Regions from separate parts of the Homo sapiens genome. Here region 1 is linked to region 2. The links are chromatin contacts, found by Hi-C or POLR2A ChIA-PET in ENCODE. All regions are on one chromosome and are shown on one strand. Each heading gives the region's core, a stretch centred on a gene start or an enhancer-like site at or near the end of the contact. The rest is flanking DNA. Distances are from core to core; before and after follow the strand shown. Region 1 overlaps C1orf141 (chromosome 1 open reading frame 141). Region 2 overlaps MIER1 (MIER1 transcriptional regulator).

Evidence for each region. Hi-C counts contacts between places; a loop is a spot of excess contacts on that map. ChIA-PET counts read pairs that join two places held with the same protein, here RNA polymerase II (POLR2A). Pooled maps may share reads with other maps.
Region 1: a map with no recorded cell type shows a loop between it and region 2 (9-fold over the local background). The contact joins two enhancer-like sites. A Hi-C loop is called at or near these places in 10 of 37 single-sample maps with no recorded cell type and 6 of 50 pooled maps. POLR2A ChIA-PET finds 5 or more read pairs at or near these places in 2 of 52 experiments (PC-9 and activated naive CD8-positive, alpha-beta T cell).

What each region holds. Positions count from the first base shown.
Region 1 is chr1:67,110,384-67,116,141 of GRCh38, forward strand. C1orf141 (chromosome 1 open reading frame 141) reads right to left here. Exons shown (of 8, transcript NM_001276351.2): 5 at 4,969-5,081. Among named protein-coding and RNA genes, the nearest start is that of C1orf141, 22 kb to the right of the region's middle. Within about 2 kb of position 2,233, at least 2 of the 41 ENCODE cell types and tissues checked have a DNase peak (open chromatin) inside an H3K27ac peak, as active enhancers do.
Region 2 is chr1:66,978,869-66,984,350 of GRCh38, forward strand. MIER1 (MIER1 transcriptional regulator) reads left to right here. Exons shown (of 14, transcript NM_001077700.3): 13 at 2,911-3,050. It also overlaps a transcript of SLC35D1 not described here. Among named protein-coding and RNA genes, the nearest start is that of MIER1, 57 kb to the left of the region's middle. Within about 2 kb of position 2,988, at least 9 of the 41 ENCODE cell types and tissues checked have a DNase peak (open chromatin) inside an H3K27ac peak, as active enhancers do.

The DNA of each region.
Region 1 (5,758 bases), core at 983-3,482, 130 kb after region 2:
GGATGCACGGTGGTATAAACAATCTTTGTTATTGATTTTCACTAGATAATGTTTAAAGTTGATAAATTAAAATCAGCAGTAGAAACTCATTCTTTAGAAATATGGAGTTAATCTTATAAGGTACTGAAACCCAAAAAGGTTAAACTTGGTTGCTTCTGAAAAGAGGAAATTAGAAGAGGAAGCAGAGAATGAAAGGGCTGTGTGTGCTTATTAGTGTTTCTCTACTATTTGCATTTAAAATATCACATGGATATTTCTATTTTTAAAAAACTAAAATTTTATAATTTTTACATAAGATGCTAGTAAATGTATTATGATAAGTAACCTGATTGTGACGTTATGTTGTAATACATAGCTTGGGGGACTTTTATTAACCATGAACCTAAATAAAACATGAAATTAAATAAACCATGTAGATGAAGATAAAACTGATAATCCTTTTAATATTTTTTAAATTATAAAATATAGGAATATGCAACAAAAATTTGTTATTAATTATGGCCCTAAGTCTGTATTTCTCCATATTTCTTTATATATATATTATATATATATAAAATACAAAAATTAATACTTAAGAGACTCTCTAAAGTGACTTTCCCTTGCTAATTCTCTGGTTTAATTTATCTCTATAGTTCCCTATATAAAAACTACTGAATGATGTCCAAGGCACACTCAATGCTCAGAGCTAGTCACTCTTCAGCATGCCCATGAACTTCTGCTGAAGTGATTATCAAGAGTCAATAGTGTTGGTTCCAAACCTCTTTCTGGTAGTTGCTATTGCAATTATGTAATTTAATTAACCACCACACATAGCATACTCAAAAAAAGGTCTTGGTTACACATTAAAAGATTAACAAATTGATATATATTTTTATTTAATAAATTTGGATGTTTAAGTTTTACATGTATGTTTTTTATGATGCTCTGTCTTAACTGACTTTATAAGTGCTAGTCCTTACCATGTTCAATAATCTCTACTGTATTGAAATATCTCCAACAAATAATATATTATCTTCTCTACTGTCTCCATACATAAAGTTTTACATAATATCAGAGATGAAATCACTTTAACATTTTATCATTTTGAATCCTAAAATTCACTTGAATTTTGGATTTGTAGGAGCATATATAAAATTATTAGGACTAATTTGAATTTCTATTAAGTAATTACTGAGTATACAAATTACACCTACCTCAGTTGTATCCTTAAGATAAAGATAGGGTCTAATAGATCTTGATTTTAGATGTTCTTCTACTGGCTCTAAAGAAACAAACATAAGTATTTCCATGCTATTAAGTTACTTCTAATTAAACCCAATCAACCATTTTCTCCACTGCAGTAAACTTTTAAGAAATGTAAAAGAATAATTTTATTTACTTACATATGCATTGCTTGTACATGGTTAGAGCTAAATCTATTTTAGAATAATTTGCCTTAAAGTGAATTTCTATTAACAGACTATAACTTTCAATTATTTACTATTATATGATAAAGCTATATTGTCTTGGAAAATGATGGATTTCTAAATAAAATAGAATCATATGTGTTATTCAAAAAATATTTTGGCTAATTCCTTTGAAAAGAGAAATAGAAATAGTCCCTTCTACCTGCATTTCTCTCATATTCAGTTATGAGTTTTAGTAATCTGAATTATCATCCAATGGATATTCTTAAAGTAAGTATGGTGCAGGGGTCAGGCATACAGACTTTGGACTTAGATAGCCTGGGTCCAAATTGCACCTTTTTGTGTGGGTTACATAGCCATAGCCATAGGAAAGTTACTTAACATCTGTGAGTCTTACTTTCCTCATTTGTTAACTGGAAACAATAGCACTTATAGAAATACTTTCTGAGTTAAATGAAATAATAGATGTAACAAATTTAATACGGAGTCTGGTAGTCATTCAATCAATAGTTATTTGTTGATCAACTATATGCCAGACACTGATGGACTCTGGAATTGTGACTCCTGCCCAATGATGCATACATTTTAGTGGGTAATATGGAAAATAAACAAACAAAAAAACAAGACATTGGACTTGTGCAGTGGCTTACACCTATAACCCCAGCACTTTGGGAGGCCAGGACAGGTGGATCACTGGAGCCCAGGAGTTTGAGACTAGCCTGGGCAACATGGTGAAACCCTGTCTCTAAAAAAAAAGTACAAAAATTAGCTGAGTGTGGTGGTGTGTCTGTAGTCTCAGCTACTCAAGAGACTGAGGTGGGAGGATTACTGAGCCAGGGAGGTCGAAGCTGCAGTGAGCCGTGACCACACTGCTGCATTCCAGCCTGGGCAACAGAGTGAGACCGTGTCAGAAAAAGAAAACCACCAAAAAACAAAAAACCAAGGGGTGAATAATTGAAATTTATTCTGTAACAGAAATAAACACACTTTGGTGAGGGAGAACCATAAAAGAGGTATATTGTTGATAGCGTAGTCAGAGGACGCCTCTCTGAACAGATGACATTAACCAAAATATGCAAATGAGCTACAAGTTGCATGAATAGAGTATTGGTGTGTCTAGGCAGAGGGGAAAATATATATTCCTTTCAGGCAATCTGGTAGTTGTACTGAAAAGAGGCTAATGAAGTTGCAATTTGTTTATTTATTTTGAGATAGAGTCTTGCTCTGTCGCCCAGGCTGGAGTGCAGTGGCACCATCTCAGTTCACTGCAGTCTCCACCTCCTGGGTTCAAGTGATTCTCATGCCTCAGCCTCCCAAGTAGCTGGGATTACAAGTGTGCACCACCACACCCGGCTAATTTTTGTATTTTTAGTAGAGATGGGGTTTCACCATGTTGGCCAGGCTGGTCTTGAGCTCCTGACCTCAAGTGATCTGCCTACCTTGACCTCCCAAAGATCTGGGATTACAGGTGTGAACCACCCTGCCTGGTTGAAGATGCAATTTAAATGAAGGCCAGGGAGGTAGGGAATGAGGCTGAATACACACACAAGGTTCACAATATACAGGTCTTTGTTTCTTTTCTTTCTTTTTTTTTAGATGGAGTTTCACTCTTGTTGCCCAGGCTAGAGTGCAATGGTGCAATCTCAGCTTACTGCAACCTCTGCCTCCTGGGTTCAAGGGATTCTCCTGCCTCAGCCTCTCAAGTAGCTGGGATGACAGGTGTGTACTACCATGCCCGGCTAATTTTGTATTTTTAGTACAGACAGGGTTTCGCCATGTTGGTCAGGCTGGCCTCAAACTCTTGACCTCAAGTGATCCACTTGCCTTGGCATCTCAAAGTGCTGGGATTACAGCCATGAGCCACCGTGCCCGGCCAGGTCTTTGTAAGAAGTACAAGTTTCATACTAAGTACAATGAGAATCCGCTGAAGAGGCTTTAATCAGGATCAGCCTACTTTTAAAAGATCACTATATGATTTAAGGAAAGAAAATGGATTAGAGATTTTTGCTACCATTATGGAAGGCCAGGTGATTAGTAACAGCCCTCCTGCTGAAAACACCTTAAAAGGCTAGATTGAATATTTTTTAAAGTCTAAAGAGAATCATTGACTTAAAAGATGATAAGGGATCCCTGGTCTTAAATCTAGGAGAAGATAAGAACTCAGATAGGGAAGCCCAACATGCCAAGCCACTTTTTCCCTGAGAGTATTTGTGATGTGAAGGTAAGATCAAGTTTTGGAAGCTTCATGGCTTGAGATAGAAAAAAACAAAAAGCTGACCAAAGGTCCAAAGTTTTGATATTTAAATGTTCTCCAGTTCCCTTCCCCCACACACAAAAAACCCCCACACCTATTCATTTTACCTGGGATCCAAAAGGGTTACAACCTTAGGGTGAACTAGAATAGTTAAGATTGCCACCTGGATGTTTTAGGGAAAGTGAAGCCTTGAATGCTTTAGTATGTTCTGACAAGTACTGCCTCCATATACCTGGCATAAACAATAAAAAAAAAAAAAATCTTTTCTGGAGTAACGTATCATCACCCTAGTTCTCAAATTGTTCCTATAAATAATTTTCCAAATACCGTCCAGCACACATTCAAAGATAATAAGACACATAAGGAAATATGACATTATGAAAGTGAATCATGAGAAATAAAATAACAATGTGTATAACAAATCCTTTGAGAAATCAAGTTATGAAGCATAATAGAGAAATTAAGCAATAGGGGGTGATGTGGAGTCAAGAAACCTCAGTTAAGAAGGTTGATGAGAATTATGCAATTGAATGATTGTTTGATAATGGAGAGAAAGAGAAAAACGAAGGCAACACGAAAAGCTCAAATTCTCTGAGAACTGATAATGCTGATTCCTAGCTCACGGACTCCTAAAATTTCTTTTTTATTTTGAGATGGAGTCTCGCTCTTGTCACCCAGGCTGGAGTGCAGTGGCACGATCTCAGCTCACTGCAGCCTCTGCCTCCTGGGTTCAAGCGATTCTTCTGCCTAGTCTCCTGAGTAGCTGGGATTACAGGCACGCACCACCATGCCCGGCTAATTTTTGTACGTTTAATAGAGACGGGGTTTCGCCATGTTGGCCAGGCTGGTCTCGAACTCCTGACCTCAGGGGATCCACCCGCCTCGGCCTCCCAAAGTGCTGGGATTAGAGGCGTAAGCCAGCGTGCCCACCCAGCCAGATTCCTAAAATTTCTAACTTGAAAGTAAGTTTCTATTAAGCAAGCTGTTCATACTTGACTTCTAAAAAACAATAACAAGGAAATTCTCAGCATTGAGCTGAAAGGAAACTCAGAGATTTTCTTTCTAGAAGAAAACAACACATAACACTATAAACATAAAAATATATTCCTATTTTGTGAATTGTATAAATTGTCCATTCTGATATTTAACATCTCTTCTTCTTAGTAAGTTCTTTTTTATAGTTCATGGAAATGCTTTTGACAGAGATCAAATTATCAAGAACCTTTAAGACACACATCGGTAAATAATAAAATAAATAAAGCACCCATTAATAAATCAAAGAAGTAAATATGTTACACAAAGCATTACCTGTTGACTCACTTTCTTTATTTTTTACATTTGTTTGAATAAAGAATGGTCTTAAATTTGACTTTTCAAAATTACTCTTTCTAGGTTCAGGCTCACATTTGAAAGAGACATGCCTGGAAGAAATAAAAATTAATTTAAATTAAAATAATGAGAAAAATTACAAAATAAATCTAAAAAATAAATTTGGAGGAATGTGAAGTCCTAGTTATACAGACTTGGATGTTATGTTAATGTTGTCACAGTACCAAGTGTGAAACATTGGACTGATTAAATAGGAGCTGAAAATATTAGTTTTAGTCGTTTAAAGTGGAGGGGGACAGAAAACTACTTGCTGCTGTGATAGCATTGAGGGCACTCCAAGAAACTTATTCACAAGCTGATTAACCCTTTCAGAAAAATATGCTGGAAATAACTTCAGTGAGACATTGAGGACATTACTGGACCTGAATCAAAGTGGTGGGACATAGAGTTAGGGAATTCAGGTACTAGAAAGGATCACAGCATTTATTTATTGTAAAGACAAATTATCCTCCTCTAAATTACTTAACTGGCTAGTGATGGTATATTAGAAAATTAATAGTATTACATAATTGATACTCTTTCTGACCTCTAAATGCTAGAACAACCCATGACTCAGCCCTCAGACCTCAGATACTCACCCTTAGTTGGTATAAGCCAGTCCCACACTGTAACTGTTGTCTATAGGCCAATGTCCCAAATTTATAGTCCAGACTCTAACCTCTTCTCTGAACTTCAGATTTATATATCCAACTGCCCACATGACTCCTGC
Region 2 (5,482 bases), core at 1,738-4,237:
CTCTATTGATCTCCCCATAGCTTCTGAAAACTTTTTGAAGATACTTTTATCTGTAACTTTAATGACTCTTAAGGTTAAATATTCTTTAGGTAGAGTGGCCACAGTTAAAAATAAACAATATCTTAATAGTGGTCACCTGGTATAATGGTATGACGTGAACTAATGTGTTTTTTCCCTTAGGCAGGAATACCATGGTTTTGTAGGCTTCAGTTGTAGCCCCACTGGGTTGTTTTTTTTTTATAAAGTTTATTTAACTGAAAGAATCATACTTTTTTACTGAGACTCTTCCCTTTTAGCTGTGTTATGTCTTCTGTAAGAAGCAGTGACCAAACTACATTTCTTTCCAGATGGGGATAAATTTTTCTGGTTTGCTTCCATTACCATCTCTTTCTGTTAATAGCTGCACTTTAAGTGACTTCATAAAACATTAAGCTAATGTGTTTAGAGAGAAATTTGAGTGAATTTTCTCATCCTTCTTTTTAGGTCAAAATCCATAATTCAGAGCACATTATCCTGAAAGTCATTTGTTCACCAGGATGAAACACATTTTCCCCTTTTCTGCCTACAAACAGCCTTTGAAAGATTCTGCTACACATTGTCCCTATTTACTACCTGGAAGAATTGGGAACCTTATTGGAGATTTCATTGTAGAATACTCAGCTTTCCAAATAATTTTTCCAAAAACTAAACATTAACTCAGCATAACTTTGATTACCTGAATGCTGCTTCAACTTTCTGGATGGTTTGTCTGATTCTGCCCTTTCCTGAATATTCTGGATGCTATTAATCTTTAGGAAACAATGATAATAATAATTACTATCCTTTCACAGAATTATGACTATATCCAGAAATTAAAAATAATTTTGATATCAACTCTTGTTTCCTTTGCCTTGGCTTTTTTTTTTTTTTTAAAGACGGAGTCTCAACCTGTTGCCCAGGCTGCTGGAGTACAGTGGCGCAATCTCGGCTCACTGCAACCTCCACCGCCCGGGTTGAAGTGATTCTACTGCCGCCGCCTCCCGAGTAGCTGGGATTACAGGCATGCGCCACCACACCCGGCTAATTTTGTATTTTTAGTAGAGACAGGGTTTCTCCATGTTGGTCAGGCTGGTCTCAAACTCCCAACCTCAGGTGATCCACCTGCCTCGGCCTCCCAAAGTGCTGGGATGACAGGCGTGAGCCACCACACCCGGCCTTGCTTTGGCTTTTAACTTCCTTCATATTATCCATTCCCACTATAACGTATTTATTTCCAACAATTCCTCATCATGTGTCTTCTGTTAGCCTTAGCACCTGAAGTCCCTTTGGGACTCACCACACTTATTTCTGTGTGCTTCAAATTTGTTATGTAATTTTTCTATAATTATGATGAGTAGCATAAAGCTGAAGAAGTCTTCAAGACCATCTAATTTAATTCTATATAGATTTATAGGTATTCAAGACCATCTAATTGAATTCCCTTCATTTATAGATGAGGAAAATAAGGCATAGAATGTAAATTGCATAGGTCATGGTCATATACATTTCTGAGATATGTATTAGTTTTATACCTCAGACTATTAGAAGTTTCTTGAAGTCAGGTATCACATCCCTATATTTGTTAAATCCCTATAACCTAGGAGACAGTGATGACCATATAGGTTGAGATAACTACAATTAATAGCATATTATAGACTATTAACACAGACTTTCAGAAAATTCCTCAGAGCTTCCACTGTTTCCTTCTTATTTACCCTGCTCACAAAATTCTAAGAGATTTGTCTTAATATTTCTATCATACTTATGCTGAAGGAATTTTAAGATAAATAACACAATTAGAATTTTATTGAGTTTCTTTCTGTTCTGTGCCTTGCACAACTTAGGTACCAGTGGTGCAGGTATAAACAAAGTAGACTAAAAATTCCTGACCTTGGGGAATTCTAGTGCAGTATCTAGTATCAGCAAACTTTTTCTGTAACAGGTAGAGAATAAATATTTTATGCTCTGTAGTAAGAAAGGACTTAATCACACTACTCAGTTGTGCAGTTGTTGCAGGAAAGCAGTCATAGACACTATGTAAACAAAGGTGTGTGGCTGGGTTCCAATAATACTTTATTTACAAAAAACAGATGGCCAGCCCACAGGCTATAGTTGGCTGACTTTTATTCTAGTGGTTTAGTAGCACTTTTTGGATTATGAAACATTTTTATGTACATATATAATACAATAACCATGTGTGTTAGACATATGATTTATCTACATTTTGTAGGTGATACACTAAACCTGAGAGAGACAAATCTCTATCCCAGATCTGCTCACCAATGTCACTTAACCACAGTTACGTAGTTCAGGAATGATTTAGAGAAGAAATGAGCTCACATACAATGAGAAAGTGACAGGATAAAACCAGCAGATAATCCCAGGAATTTAGTTAGCATCTTATAGCTCAGATCTGGCAGAAATATAATACCAAAAATATCCAGGAAGGTTTTAGGAGGTAATCAGTCCTTTTTGTTAGGCTCAAATTTGTCTTTTAGGTATCGCCTTTAGGAGCTTTAAAATTCAATCTATGTTTGTACAGAAATTCTTTTGTACTTTTACTAGACATCACCCCTATCACTTCAGTTAAGAGATCTTCCAGTTCTAGTTGGGCCACTCTGAGCACCTGCCTACAACTTTACAAGCTTTAAAATTTCCTATGGGTCTCTAAAATTTGTTACTTTAAAGCCGTTATGCATTTTTCCTATAAACATGTAACCAAAAGGAGCTTTTCATTTAAATATTCAGATCCTGGTATGATAGATGAAGCACTGGAATGAATGTTAAGTGAATATTAGGATATATTTGTTAAGAAAGCCTTCTGAATTTAACCTCAACTAATTTTTAATTTTCAGCTCTTTTTAATATAAAAATTGTTTTATTAATTTTAAGGGATTACATGGATCGTCTTCTAGACGAAAGTGAAAGTGCTGCATCTAGTCGAGCACCATCCCCTCCCCCAACTGCATCAAACAGTAGTAACAGCCAGTCTGAGAAAGAAGATGGCACTGTAAGCACTGCTAATCAAAATGGTAAGCAACCAGAGAAACATTTCTCTTTCTTCATAATAAGGGACACTTTCTTGCAGTGACTTGGGAAATTCCGTTTGGGTTTCTATTAAACTTCCAGAGCAGAAAGTAAAAAATGATAACACATGAGACAAACATAACATCAGCATACATATATACTAACAGAATACAAAGTGATTGGACATCACTAAAAAGTAATTTTAATAAAGCCTACTGTCAACAGTGACTATTTCTTGTAAGAAATTTGTTCTTTTTCAGTAGCATCTCTTTTCCTGTCTTGTCTAGTTGGGTTGATGCCTAGATACAAGTATTTATGTTAACTCTTAGGTCAAAACCCTGCAGTTTCACATGAGATATACAGATCATTGCAAAATACCTTGATGTAAGGTAACAAGTGCACTGTTTTGAATATTTAAGTTCTCTTTGATAGCATAATAACCTTGAATAATGAGAAAAGATAAAGCCGGTATCAACCTGTATATTAATATTCTACAGAAATATTTGTTTTTCTCTCCAAGAAAAAGAGAAGAAAAAGGCATACCAATTGTTTGAGGTTCAGATAGTGTTTCCGTTTAAAATATACAGTGGACCAGAGATCACTGTGCTGATCAGTAGTAAGAGCCAGAGAATTATTTTGATTTCTTCTTTGATTAAATGGTCTTTTTAAGTAAAAGAGTTCCAAGAAGAAAGTAATAAGCGCCACCCCCAGCTCCTCTGAGGAAACTGGTGATAGGAGAGTACCAGTGAAGAGCTGACTTCTTCCTGACAGAAACTGGAAGAGAAACACTGTGAAAGCCTTGATCCTCTTCTGACCTTTGGTCTCACATTGGTCCTGCTGGAGTGTATATGCTTAGTTCATTTCATGACCCCTCTCTGTTCCCTCACTACTTCTAGGAATAAACCAAACAAACAAAACTTAGGGCCCAGTAACTATGTCCTGGTCCAAGAAGGTTTATTGACTTGATGTCTAATGTTTGTCACGTCCATTCTGAAGTAGAATAAGATGCTGAGACTCTGACCTTGGGACTAACCGTATAGGCTCAAGGGAGGCAGACAGTTGGTACTACTATTGTTTTTCCTGTTTGTTCTTAACATATTAACACCAAATCATTTTCTTTTCCTTTTTAAGAAACTATTTGATGAGAACATGCTGTTAGGCTAGGAAAGTGTTCATAAGTTACTTATAAATTACTTGTAGCTCAAAAGCCACTCAACATTACGTACAGTCAAAACTGCCAGCTTTTTCAAAGGAAGGAAGGAACTTTTCATCCCAATGTTATATTACTTTTTTATATGGGGCTTTAATTAGTACTTTGAAATCTTACAGTTATTTTTGACCTAATCACAGTCGTCAGCTAGCTTTTTGGACTTGTTCCTACAGAATTGTTCTCTTCAATATATTATGATGCATAATCCCCATGTGCATTCATGATTTGAGTGCATTGAGTTGGTCAAAATAGAATATTTTCTTCTATCAGAATACAGTATTTGAGGCTCATCCTTTATGCCGAATATTTTTCAAGCAATTAAATTGTAATTATTCAGTGATGCACCCTATATTTTACTTCTTATCACCAAAATTTGCATTCCATTTTACAGTCAACTCTAAAATGAACTTTTGTTTTCTTTTATTAGAATAATTTTGCTTTTACTTTTCTCACCTACTATAGAATTTGTATTTACTTTTTAAGTAATTTGTATTTACTTAAGTAAATAATTTAGCACTTTCAAGTATATGCTTGGATAGTGCGGCATTAGTTTTTTAACATTATGACAGATTATTTAAGTCTACTTAGGTAAATAGTGTGTGATCATCTTTTTTTTCTTTTTGAGACAGAGTCTCGCTTTGTCGCCCAGGCTGGAATGCAGTGGCACAATCTCGGCTCACTGCAACCTCCGCCTCCTGGGTTCAAGTGATTCTGCTGCCTCAGCCTTCCGAGTAGCTGGGAGACGGTGCACGCCACCACTCCTGGCTAATTTTTGTATTTTTAGTAGAGACAAGTTTTCACCCTATTGGCCAGGCTGGTCTTGAACTCCTGACCTCATGATACACCCGCCTTGGCCTCCCAAAGTGCTGGGAATACAGGCGTGAGCCACTGCACCCAGCCTTGTGTGATCTTTTAAAGTACAGTTCCCATAGATTTACATTAAGAATAAAAAAGTCATGACATCTTGCTTTTATATGGCAGTTTACTCAAGCTTTTTAAAGAAAGAGCATTCATCTTGCTTTTACGTGGTTTTAGAATGTTGAAAACCTTTTGTTAAATCTGAGTAATTTACTGCATTTTCCATTAATTCAGCTTAGTTAGACTGCTGGATCCAGTGCTTGTTTGCTGTCACATATACCTAATATGCTTTTAACATATGCCAAATTCTGTTCTTAGTTCTTTACATTTATTAACTTATTTAATTTTCACAACAACCCTGTGAGGAAT